Regions from separate parts of the Homo sapiens genome. Here region 1 is linked to region 2. The links are chromatin contacts, found by Hi-C or POLR2A ChIA-PET in ENCODE. All regions are on one chromosome and are shown on one strand. The core of a region is the stretch at or near the end of the contact, and the rest is flanking DNA. Distances in the headings are between cores, read along the strand shown.

Evidence for each region. Hi-C counts contacts between places; a loop is a spot of excess contacts on that map. ChIA-PET counts read pairs that join two places held with the same protein, here RNA polymerase II (POLR2A). Pooled maps may share reads with other maps.
Region 1: a loop to region 2 is called in a map of natural killer cell, with 2.5 times the contacts of the local background. The contact joins two enhancer-like sites. A Hi-C loop is called at or near these places in 1 of 168 maps with a recorded cell type or tissue (natural killer cell) and 2 of 50 pooled maps. POLR2A ChIA-PET finds 5 or more read pairs at or near these places in 4 of 52 experiments (CD4-positive, alpha-beta T cell, Caco-2, activated CD4-positive, alpha-beta memory T cell and 1 more).

The regions. Positions count from the first base shown.
Region 1 is chr13:114,256,571-114,261,424 of GRCh38, reverse strand. CDC16 (cell division cycle 16) reads right to left here. Exons shown (of 18, transcript NM_001078645.3): 13 at 4,195-4,347; 14 at 2,027-2,090. The region is part of intron 2 of LOC105370384 (a long non-coding RNA gene); the gene reads left to right. Among named protein-coding and RNA genes, the nearest start is that of MIR548AR, 14 kb to the right of the region's middle. Within about 2 kb of position 1,269, at least 5 of the 41 ENCODE cell types and tissues checked have a DNase peak (open chromatin) inside an H3K27ac peak, as active enhancers do.
Region 2 is chr13:114,141,029-114,145,919 of GRCh38, reverse strand. No RefSeq gene overlaps it. Among named protein-coding and RNA genes, the nearest start is that of RASA3, 11 kb to the right of the region's middle. RefSeq lists an enhancer at 4,286-4,891. Within about 2 kb of position 2,024, at least 16 of the 41 ENCODE cell types and tissues checked have a DNase peak (open chromatin) inside an H3K27ac peak, as active enhancers do.

The DNA of each region.
Region 1 (4,854 bases), core at 20-2,519, 120 kb before region 2:
GCACACCAGGGCTGGTTCCTTCTAATTGCTAGGCATAACTCCAACCTATTTAGTCCTCACCTTCCTCATTAACAGAGTCAAATCTGGGCCCCAATCATAAAAGTCTGACCGGGTTGTTTCCTTCTTAAATCCCTTTTGTTTTCCCATTCTCCTCAGGATAAGGCACAAACTCTTTCATTCTGGGCCTTTAGTGATCCACACTTAACCCTCCTGACCCACTCCTTGACATTCTCTGTGAACTCAAAATCCAAGCCATAATGAATTAGCTCCAATTTTTGCAAACACTGGAATACCCTTGCCCTAATTTTTGCCTAGCTGATGTCTGATGACTTTCAGGACTGAGGTGTATGCAAAAGGCTCATTTCTGGGTGAACTGCCTTTCTCTGTGGGCACCTTTAGTTCCTCAATTGCACCGTATTTTCACTGTCAATTTACGTACTTACATTCGCCAGTTGATCTGAGGTCAGGAAATAGTAAACTCATTCCCCTTTGCATCCCAAGGCCTAGCTCAGAGCCTATGGCATGGCTGACACTCATTAAATATATGTCAACTAAATGAATGAACAGACCTGAGCCACAGATTCTCTAACTCTATTGAGACCAGTTCTAGGAGGCACAGCCCATGTGAATGAAAAACAAATCATTTAATGACTCTTAGGCATGACTGTTTCTCTTTGACATTTGCTGCAGTTTCTAATAAAGTCAATATTTTCCCCCTCTTCGTATAACTTTTTAATGAGCATTTTGACATTTCAATAGTGTTGTGCTTTCATACTTAAAACCATTAAGTTTCTGTAAGACTCTAAATTTAGTGCCCCTTAATCATCAAAGAATACAGGCTCAACTTAAGTATGGTTTAGGAAAGTGCTTCTCAAAACTTTTCTGTGCGTGATAATCCCCTGGGCATCACGCTAAAACTGCAGATTTTGATTCAGTTGGTCTGAGATTCTGCACTTCTAGCAGGCTTCTAGGTGATGCTGATGCTGCTGAGCCCGTCTGGGGCATAAGGCAGTCACTTCTTAGAAAACTGACAAGGTGGCAAGTGGCAATCCCCTATTAACAAAACACTTGGATTATCCAGAACTACCCAAGACTATGCGACAGAGGCACCTGCTTTATATACACGCATGTGCAAACACAGAAATAGTGTTTATAAGTTCAGATGACATGAGAGACCAAAGTAAACAAAGCTGTGTCTATGGGGACAGGCAGATCGCTTGGCAGGGAGGCAAAGCTGTGTCTGTAACAGCAGAGAGAGCTAACAGCCAAGGGAGAAGAAAACTGTGGGCAGGTGTGCACAAACAGTAACAGCAGGAAGCTGAGAAGTGAAAATCAGAATAGAATGAAACAAAACAGGCACGAATGAAACAGAAGAGCATCATGCAAATCTCTTACTATGCAAGTTTATGGTATCTAAAACTGTTACTACTTTTAAGTAATATCAGTATATACACATCCTTGATAATTGTTAGGTTAACTCATAAGCACCAATTCACGGGATCGTTCATACAACAGAAGCAGTCAAATATTTTAAAATGGAAAGGCCCAAATACACACTCAGTATGCAGTAACAGCAACAAAAGGTGTGAATTTCAGTAATACCTATCCCATCCCTATCCTTTCAGAAGTGGGACCTGCTGCTATACTTTATTTACCCTTCAGTCAAAGAAGCTCTCTGAAGTTCTAGAGGAATATTACATCTGACGCTACAGTGCCCAATTGTTTCCGTGACCCAATGACTATTCCTAGCTTCAAATAATCACCCAATCTATTCTGATGCCTCTCACGTTTCAAAGCTAGAGCCCATTTAAGAAGCAAACGCCAACACTTGCCCTCTTAGGGAAAAAACTCATTTCTTACCATGTGGTAAAACAGTTAACTGACAATGCAAACATTAACAGCCGCTTGTTATGAAAATATCAGGTTACTATCTTCGAAGGCAAGAGATTTCTGTGTTGTTTTCCTCATTTAACAGTAAACACTCAGGGGTGTATATGTGTATATTTACAGGTACTACAAAGAATACCTCGTTCCCAATTGCTTTAATTTTTTCCAAAGCATCAAGAAACCATTTTTCGGCTGTTTTCCATCTAAAATGAAAGGAAAAAAGGTTGCAGATTATTCGAAATTAGCAAATATAAACTTTAAAAAAATTTTTGATTACCTTTCTAGTAGTACTAAAATGCAATGGGGTAAACTGCTGGAAATAATTATAAAAATTCAAAGTTAAGTCACAAATGATTAATTTTACGGCATTAATATCAAGAGTTCAAGATTTCAAGATTTTGGGAGATACAGTATTTATATTCCTTTTTTTTTTTTTTTTTTTTAAGAGTCTCACTCTGTTACCTAGGCTGGAGTGCAGTGGTGCGATCTCAGCTCACTGCAGCCTCTGCCTCCCGGGTTTAAGTGATTCTTGTGCCTCAGCCTCCTGACACAGCTGGGATTACAGGTGTACAACACCATCCCTGGCTAATTTCTGTATTTTTAGTAGAGATGGGGTTTCGCCATGTTGCACATGCTGGTCTCAAACTCCTGGCCTCAAGCAATATGCCCATCTCGGCCTCCCAAAGTGCTGGGATTACAGACGGGAGCCACCGCACCCAACCACAGTATTTATGTTCTATAAAGTCACTGTGTACACTGAGTTAGCAAATATTGAACCGCGGCTGCCAGGGGAAATACAGTTAGATTCCTGCAATTCTCTGGTCACATTTTCTCTAATTGATCAATGCGTAACCTTGTTTTATGTGTGTTTCTATTTAAAGACGTCTTATTTGATACATATTGTTGATTCATCAATATTGAAGTCAGGGCCAGCAGCACTATAAATACTGATGCCTGCTTGAATGAAGCTTCTCTAATACATGTGTTTCCTCTGTAACACAAAAGTGTATCACAATTAACACTAGATAGCATTTCACTAAGCTTGGGGATTATTTCAAAACAGTGAAATCATCAACAAAAAGCACAAAAATGTGAAAACTGTGGCACTAAATAGACCACAAGAAGTACACTGGTTTATAGTTGAACTGGGAAAAAAGGCAGAGCGTTGCCTTCTTAGACTCCAGCTGGAAGTGTGTGTGCCAGGAGACCCAGCTTTCTCCCAGCCCTGGGCATGTCTGCCAATGGCTCAGAAAGCACCTCAGGAACTGATTTGGCGGTTACAAATAAATTTTAATGAGTAGGCAAATTCGCAAATACTGATGATTACTGTATTATATTAAAAGATTACTATTTATTTTAAAGCTTCAAACTTTTAAAAAATACCTAGATAACCCATTTTTTAGAACACATACATGCCATAAATGACACTGTAGTAGTATTAATACTAATTTACAGCCGAGCGTGGAGGCTCACACCTGTAATCCCAGCACTTTGGGAGGCTGAGGCAGGCGGATCACCAGGTCAGGAGTTCGAGACCAGCCTGACCAACATGGTGAAACCCTGTCTCTACTAAAAATACAAAAATTAGCCGGGCGTGGTGGTGGGCATCTGTAATCCCAGCTACTCAGGAGGCTGAGGCAGGAGAATCGCTTGAACCTGGGAGGCAGAGAATGCAGTGAGCTGAAAATGCGCCACTGCACTCTAGCCTGGGCAACACAGCGAGACTCCATCTCAAAAAAACAAAAACAAAAACCAAAAAAAACTGAAACTAATTTACCATTTTAAAATTTGTATATCATGAAATGCAAAGGATTACATACATTTTTCTCTTTGAGTATAACACCAAATCACTTATTCTACAAATATTCTAGAGTACAGTAAAGCCTACACTGACCAGGAATTAAATTTTCTGACTTACTAGTAACTAAATAGAAAACACTTTTGTTTCAAAAACCATGTCAAATTCTTCTCAAATACGTAAATTCAACTCCTTATCAACACAGAGATAACTAAGGATTCCACAGTGCCCCCAGCCACACTGTGGGGTATGTGTAATCTGAACTGTCCAATCATGTAAGAAAAGAAGTGGTAGCTCAGATCAAAAAAAGACCAAAACCTGGGTTTAGAATTTTTAAGGAAATCCAAGATAACAGTTTCTCTCTTTTTTTTCTATCTCCTTCTCCTAAAATAGAACATTTAAAAGTACAAATCTACTGAAGAGTCGCTTTTGTCAGTGAACTCTAGTGATCACCTACTGTATTTACAATCACTAGTTAACAGAAGGGTTTCTGGTCTTCCAGTACTTACTCTCCATTCTGAAATGCAACCACGCCGACCTCATGCATAACAAAAGGGTCTTCCGGTGCAATGCTCAGAGCTTGGCTGAAGAACCTTTCAGCTAGTTTTGAGTTATTGGTCAAACCATATTCTAATCCAATATACAGCATAGGCAAATGACACCTAAAAAATTGGAAAATTTCACATATTCAACACCAAAAACTGTGATTTAGCAGAAATTAATCTGTCAACTTCAAATCCTATCTGCAAAATAATTTAAAGGTAGCCAAAACACAGCATTTACTTTTTTCTCTTAATTTACAAATATTTAATGAATGCCTAATGGGCTTTGGACTAATCAGCTGCCACTTCTAGAATCTATCTGCAACTTATTTACCTTTAATTTTCATTATTATTCCACAGTAAAAAAACAAAAACTCTCTAAAGCAAAAGGGCAGGTCTCTGTGGTGCTGTCTTCCTCCTTGATGCTAATGTCATGCCCCAGCCGACACTGGTCTTCCTCTTATTTACTCACCACCATTTATCCTTCAAGATTGGGTTCAACTTCTACTTCCCTTTATGAAGCTACCTCTGACTTTTCTAACATAAATGCTCTCCCTTCTGTGAATTCCCATTATAATCAGTTCTATGCAGAAGAGTTATGAATAATGCCCTGTGTATTGATTCAAT
Region 2 (4,891 bases), core at 775-3,274:
CCTACAGGGGGAATGTGCAAAGGCCCCGGGAAGGGAGAGACCCGTTCTGCTGAAGGGAAAGCAAGAAGGCAGAGGGTTGGAGCCAGGAGGCCTGGAGCTGCTGGGTGACGCCTGAGCCCCCGGGCTCCTGTGTGCACGATGGCGCTTTGTGATTTGTGCCAAGGGGGACAGGAGGACAGTCCAGGGTTTTGGCAGAGAAGTGACATGGCTCCTTGTAAATCTTCACAGGACCAGGATAACATCACAACAGGTAGTTAATTCACCACCACACATTTATAGTCTGAGGTCCTTGGACTGTATGAGCTACAACAATGACAGATAATCCAGGTGAGTGCCTCACAAACCCCTGCTGCCCCAGCTCCCACCCGTGGCATTTAGGCCAAGAAGCCCCATTGGTCCCCAGGGACTCTCCAGCCCCTGCCCTCCTTCCTCCTGCCCGGACCAGCCCATCTGTCACAGGGGGCTCTCTAGCCACCTGCCTCTCTTCCTCTCTGAAGGCTGCATGGAGCTGCTTGTCTTTGTAGCTGAACACTCAGGCCCCTGCTTGGTCATCCAGCCAGTCATGGTGGGAGTGGCAAGAGGAGAGCCTGAGATGATGAGGGGTCAGTGATGCTGTCTTCCGGTCCATGGCTCATTAGAGATACCCTGTAATTTGCAGTGTTCTTTCTCCAGGAGGAACAGAGCCCCTCTAATTATATCTGCTCTTATTGAAACCTGAAAAATGCAGGCAGAGTGATAAGAGAATGAAACTGTGGCTGCACCTTCCTGGCCTCCCTTCAAATATGTAAAGGGTCCTAAGGCGAGCCCTGGCTGGGGGGTCTTGAGCCCATGGCTTCTCCCTCGGTGCCTTTCACAGGTGGTCCAGGGCAAACGCTTGGTGCCCATTCAATTAAAATAGCGAAGGAGATGAGCTACAGCTTCTGCAAGGACGGCGTGGGGCTGTAGCCTCTAGGGCCTTAGTTAGAACCACATGAAAACACGAATGCTGGGGAGTAAAATTGCAGGAAATGAATGCAGGAACAGACATGGCTCGGATGTAGCAGAGGTGGGATCGGGAGTGATTTCGTTCCAATTCCCCGATGCTGCTTTCATAGCTGTTGGGGTTGAGTTTGAGGTGTTGTAGTTGAACCTGTGTTGTAAGGGCGGAAAGCCTCATCAGCCCAGTGACTGCACAGCCACGCGGAAGCCTCCCCAGTCAGAGGCGGCCTTGGAGGGCAGCTCGCTGTTCTCACTCAGTCCTGATTCTCGGCTCTCTCCTGACTCCCCAAGGTTTCTTCAACCAATTTGAAAGGGGCAAATAGGAAGCTCTGAAGGACAAGGCCCCACAAAGACCCCACACCCTGCAAATCCCCCAGGGGCTGTGCAGGAAGGGCACAGCGAGGCCCCCAGGAATCAGCCCAGCCTCTGTGCCTTGGGTCCTGGACCTGGGTGGGCGAGAGTCCACGTGCCCGGAGCCAGAACCTGTCCCCAGCCCTTGACAGAGCCACATCTCAGGGGACCATTCCAGGTGGGGTGACAGTTCCCAGCTGCAGCGCCTGGAAGCCCAGGCTGTGGGCAGACGGTCCTTACCTCTGGGGTGGGCATGAGTCGAGAGGCAGGACCTTGTGGGGTGACAGCTCTGGACCCTGAGTTGGAATGTGCACCACTCCCAGCTGAGTACCCACTGGTCACACGTTGGGCCCCCATGGCCTCCCTTCAGCCTCTTCACAGGAAACACGAAGGTGGCGTGGGCCAGGGAGGGGAGTTGACTTGAATAGGGCATTTCAAACTGCCAGTCACAAGCGAGGCCAAGGTTTAACAAATGACTCAGGAAAAAACGGGGTTGGGGGAGGGCATGAGACACTCCCAGGTGGGAGGAGGTACAGGCAGCGCTCCCTGCGTTCACACTCACCGTGGCTTTGTGACAGGGATGCACTCTGAGAAATACATGGCTGGGCGATTTCTCTGTGCGGGCCTCACAGTGACTTACACACGCCTGGATGGCCGGGCCCCCTGTAGGCCTGGGCTGCAAGGTACAGCCAGCGCTCCTCCGCCACAGACCTGTGTGCAGGCTCCTGTACCGAATGCCACAGGCGACTGCCACACAGTGGTGTATGTGCGTCCAAACACAACTAACCCGGGAGAGGACAGTAAGAATCTGGTGCTACAATCCTGTGGGACCACCCTGCTTGACCAAAACATTGTTATATGGTGCGTGGCTGTATTTCCTCCATATCAAAACATTGTTATATGGTGCGTGGCTGTATTTCCTCCATATCAAAACATTGTTATATGGTGCGTGGCTGTATTTCCTCCATATCAAAACATTGTCATGTGGTGCGTGACTGTATTTCCTCCATAGAACAGATGTCAGCGACCCCAGAGCATGGGTTCGTGCAATTTTATAAACTCTATAAGCCCATCGAATTGAATTTTTAGTAATGGCTCTGTTTAACAACCAGCTTGCAAAATTCCTGAACACGTAATGCTTGGTTGTCCTGAGCTGGCACCTTCGGCACATGCGCACATGCTCTCACACGTCCTCACACACACACACTCCCTCACTTACACTCACACACTGTCGTTCACACATACAAGCACACACATACGTGCACACAGCAGCTGCTCACGGCATCTACTTGAGGGGCCCGACACTCATTTAGAAGCTGAGTACACAAGGTTAGTCTAGGAAGCTAGAACAGAATGTAAAACATCAGGATGTGGCCTGTCTAGTCGGGATAAACATTGTTTATACGTTGGGACACATTTGACTCCTTTCACACCTGGTGCTGGTTGGCTTGGAGAGCAGTGGGGCGCCAGCCAGCTGCCCTGACAGCCACGCCTCCTGGAGGGTGGAGAGAGCCTGGTCTGCAGAAAGCCTGCTTGCTTCCTGAGGGGCACAGACACAGGTGGCCTGAGAGGGAGAAGGTTCTGGAACAGGGGGCCCAGAGGAAAGCCTGCAGCAGGAGCCAGGGTCACGGCGCCCAGCAGCTGCCCTCGCCCTGGCTCGTCCTGCTCCAGGCCAAGCCACCCATCTCGGAGCCGCCGTAAGGCCTCCTGCAGTCAAACCGCGAGGCAGCACCATGCCCACAAGAACTTGAGGTTTCTCCTGGCCTCAACCTTCCTCTCATGACAACAAGGCACCAATTTCCACGAAGGGCTCTGCGCTCAGGGCAGGGCTGGTAAACACGAGGTCACGCCCTTCCTGTGAGGGAGGTTCCAGTTCCCACAGCGGAGGCCTCGGGCAGGTGGGGGCTGCCGCAAGAGCAGGACAGGGCCAGGGAGCTGGTGTCCACTCCCACATAGTCCTCTTGCTTTAAACGGTTCTCTTTTGAGATAATTGCAGATTCACACACAGTCGTAAGGAATAACACGGAGAGTGCCTGTTCCCTTTGCCCAGTTCCCCCAACAGCAGCCCCTTTGCCCAGTTCCCCCAACAGCAGCATCTTGCAAAGCAAGGAGTGGTCACCGATGGGATCAAGTGCCCTGAGGGCGGATGGCACCAGCTGCACATACACTGGGTGTGAGCGTGTGTGTCAGTGTGTGTGTGAGCATGGGGGTGTGTGTGTCAGTGTATGTGTATGGGTGAGTCTGTGTGAGTCTGTCAGTGCGTCTGTGTATATGTGGGTGTGCATGTGTGTGTGTCTGTGTGCATGTGGGTGTGTGAGAGTATCAGTGTGTCTATGTGTATGTGTGCATGTGGGTGCGCATGTGTGTGTCAGTGTCTGTATGTGTGCATGTGGGTATGCTTGTGTGTGTGTGCATGTGGGTGTCCGTGTGTGTGTACCAGTGTGTCTGTGTGCATGTGTGCATGTGGGTGTATTTGTGTGAGGAGCATGAATGTGTGTGAAGGAGGAAGTGCATGAATGTGTGTGCATGTCTGTGTGTGTGCTTGTGTGTGTGAGGGACTGGGAGTGTGTGTGTGAGGGACTGTGTGACCATATGTGCATGTGCGAGTGTGTGCATGTGGGTGTGAGGGAGGGGAGGGTGTGTGAGCATGTATGAGCGTGAGTATGCTTGTGTATGTGTGCATGAGTGAGGGAGTGTGTGTGCATGTGTGTGAGTGCATGTGGGTGAGGGTGTGTGAGGAAGTGTGTGAGGATGTGTGTGAGCATGTGCACGTGTGTGCTTGCATGTGTGAGTGAGGGAGGGTGTGTGTGTGCGAATGAAGGAGGGTGTGGGCATGTGAGGACATGTGTGAGCATGTGTGCATGTGTGTCTGTGAGGGAGGGAGGGTGTGTGCATGTGAGTTTGTATGTGTATGTGTGAGGGAGTGTGTGTGCGTGTGTGAGTGCATGTGAGGGAATTTGTGTGTAAGGTTGTGTGTGAGGGAGGGAGTATGTATGTGCGCATGTGTGTGCACGTGTCATTGAGGGAGTGTGTGTGCGCGCGTATGAGTGAGTGTGTGTGTGCATGTGTGCGCTAGCGTGTGTGAGTGAGGGAGGGTGTGTGCATGTGAGGGAGTGTGTGTGTGAATGAGGGAGTGTGTGTGAGCATGTGTGCATGTGTGCTTACATGTGAGGTAGTGTGTGCGTGTGTGTGTGAGGGAGTGTGCACATGTGAGTGTGTCTAGTTTTGGGCAGTTGTGTCCCATGTGTGTGTGTGAGGGAGTGTGTGTGCATGTGTGTGTGAGGGACGAGCTGGGCAGTTGTGTCCCGTGTGTGTGTGTGTGTGAGTGTGTGTGTGAGTGTGTCTAGAGCTGGGCAGTTGTGCCCTGTATGCAGATCTCTGTGCAGATGCCGGACATTTCCATCCCACGAGCATCTCTCCTGCTCCTTTTCCAGCCACAGCCACCTCCTGCCCCTCCCTGACCCCTGACCGCTGACACCCGCTGCTCTGCTTTCCGTTGCTGTGACTTTGTCAGCTTGAGACTGTCTCCCTTCACTCAGCCCAGTTCCCCTGAGGCTCACCT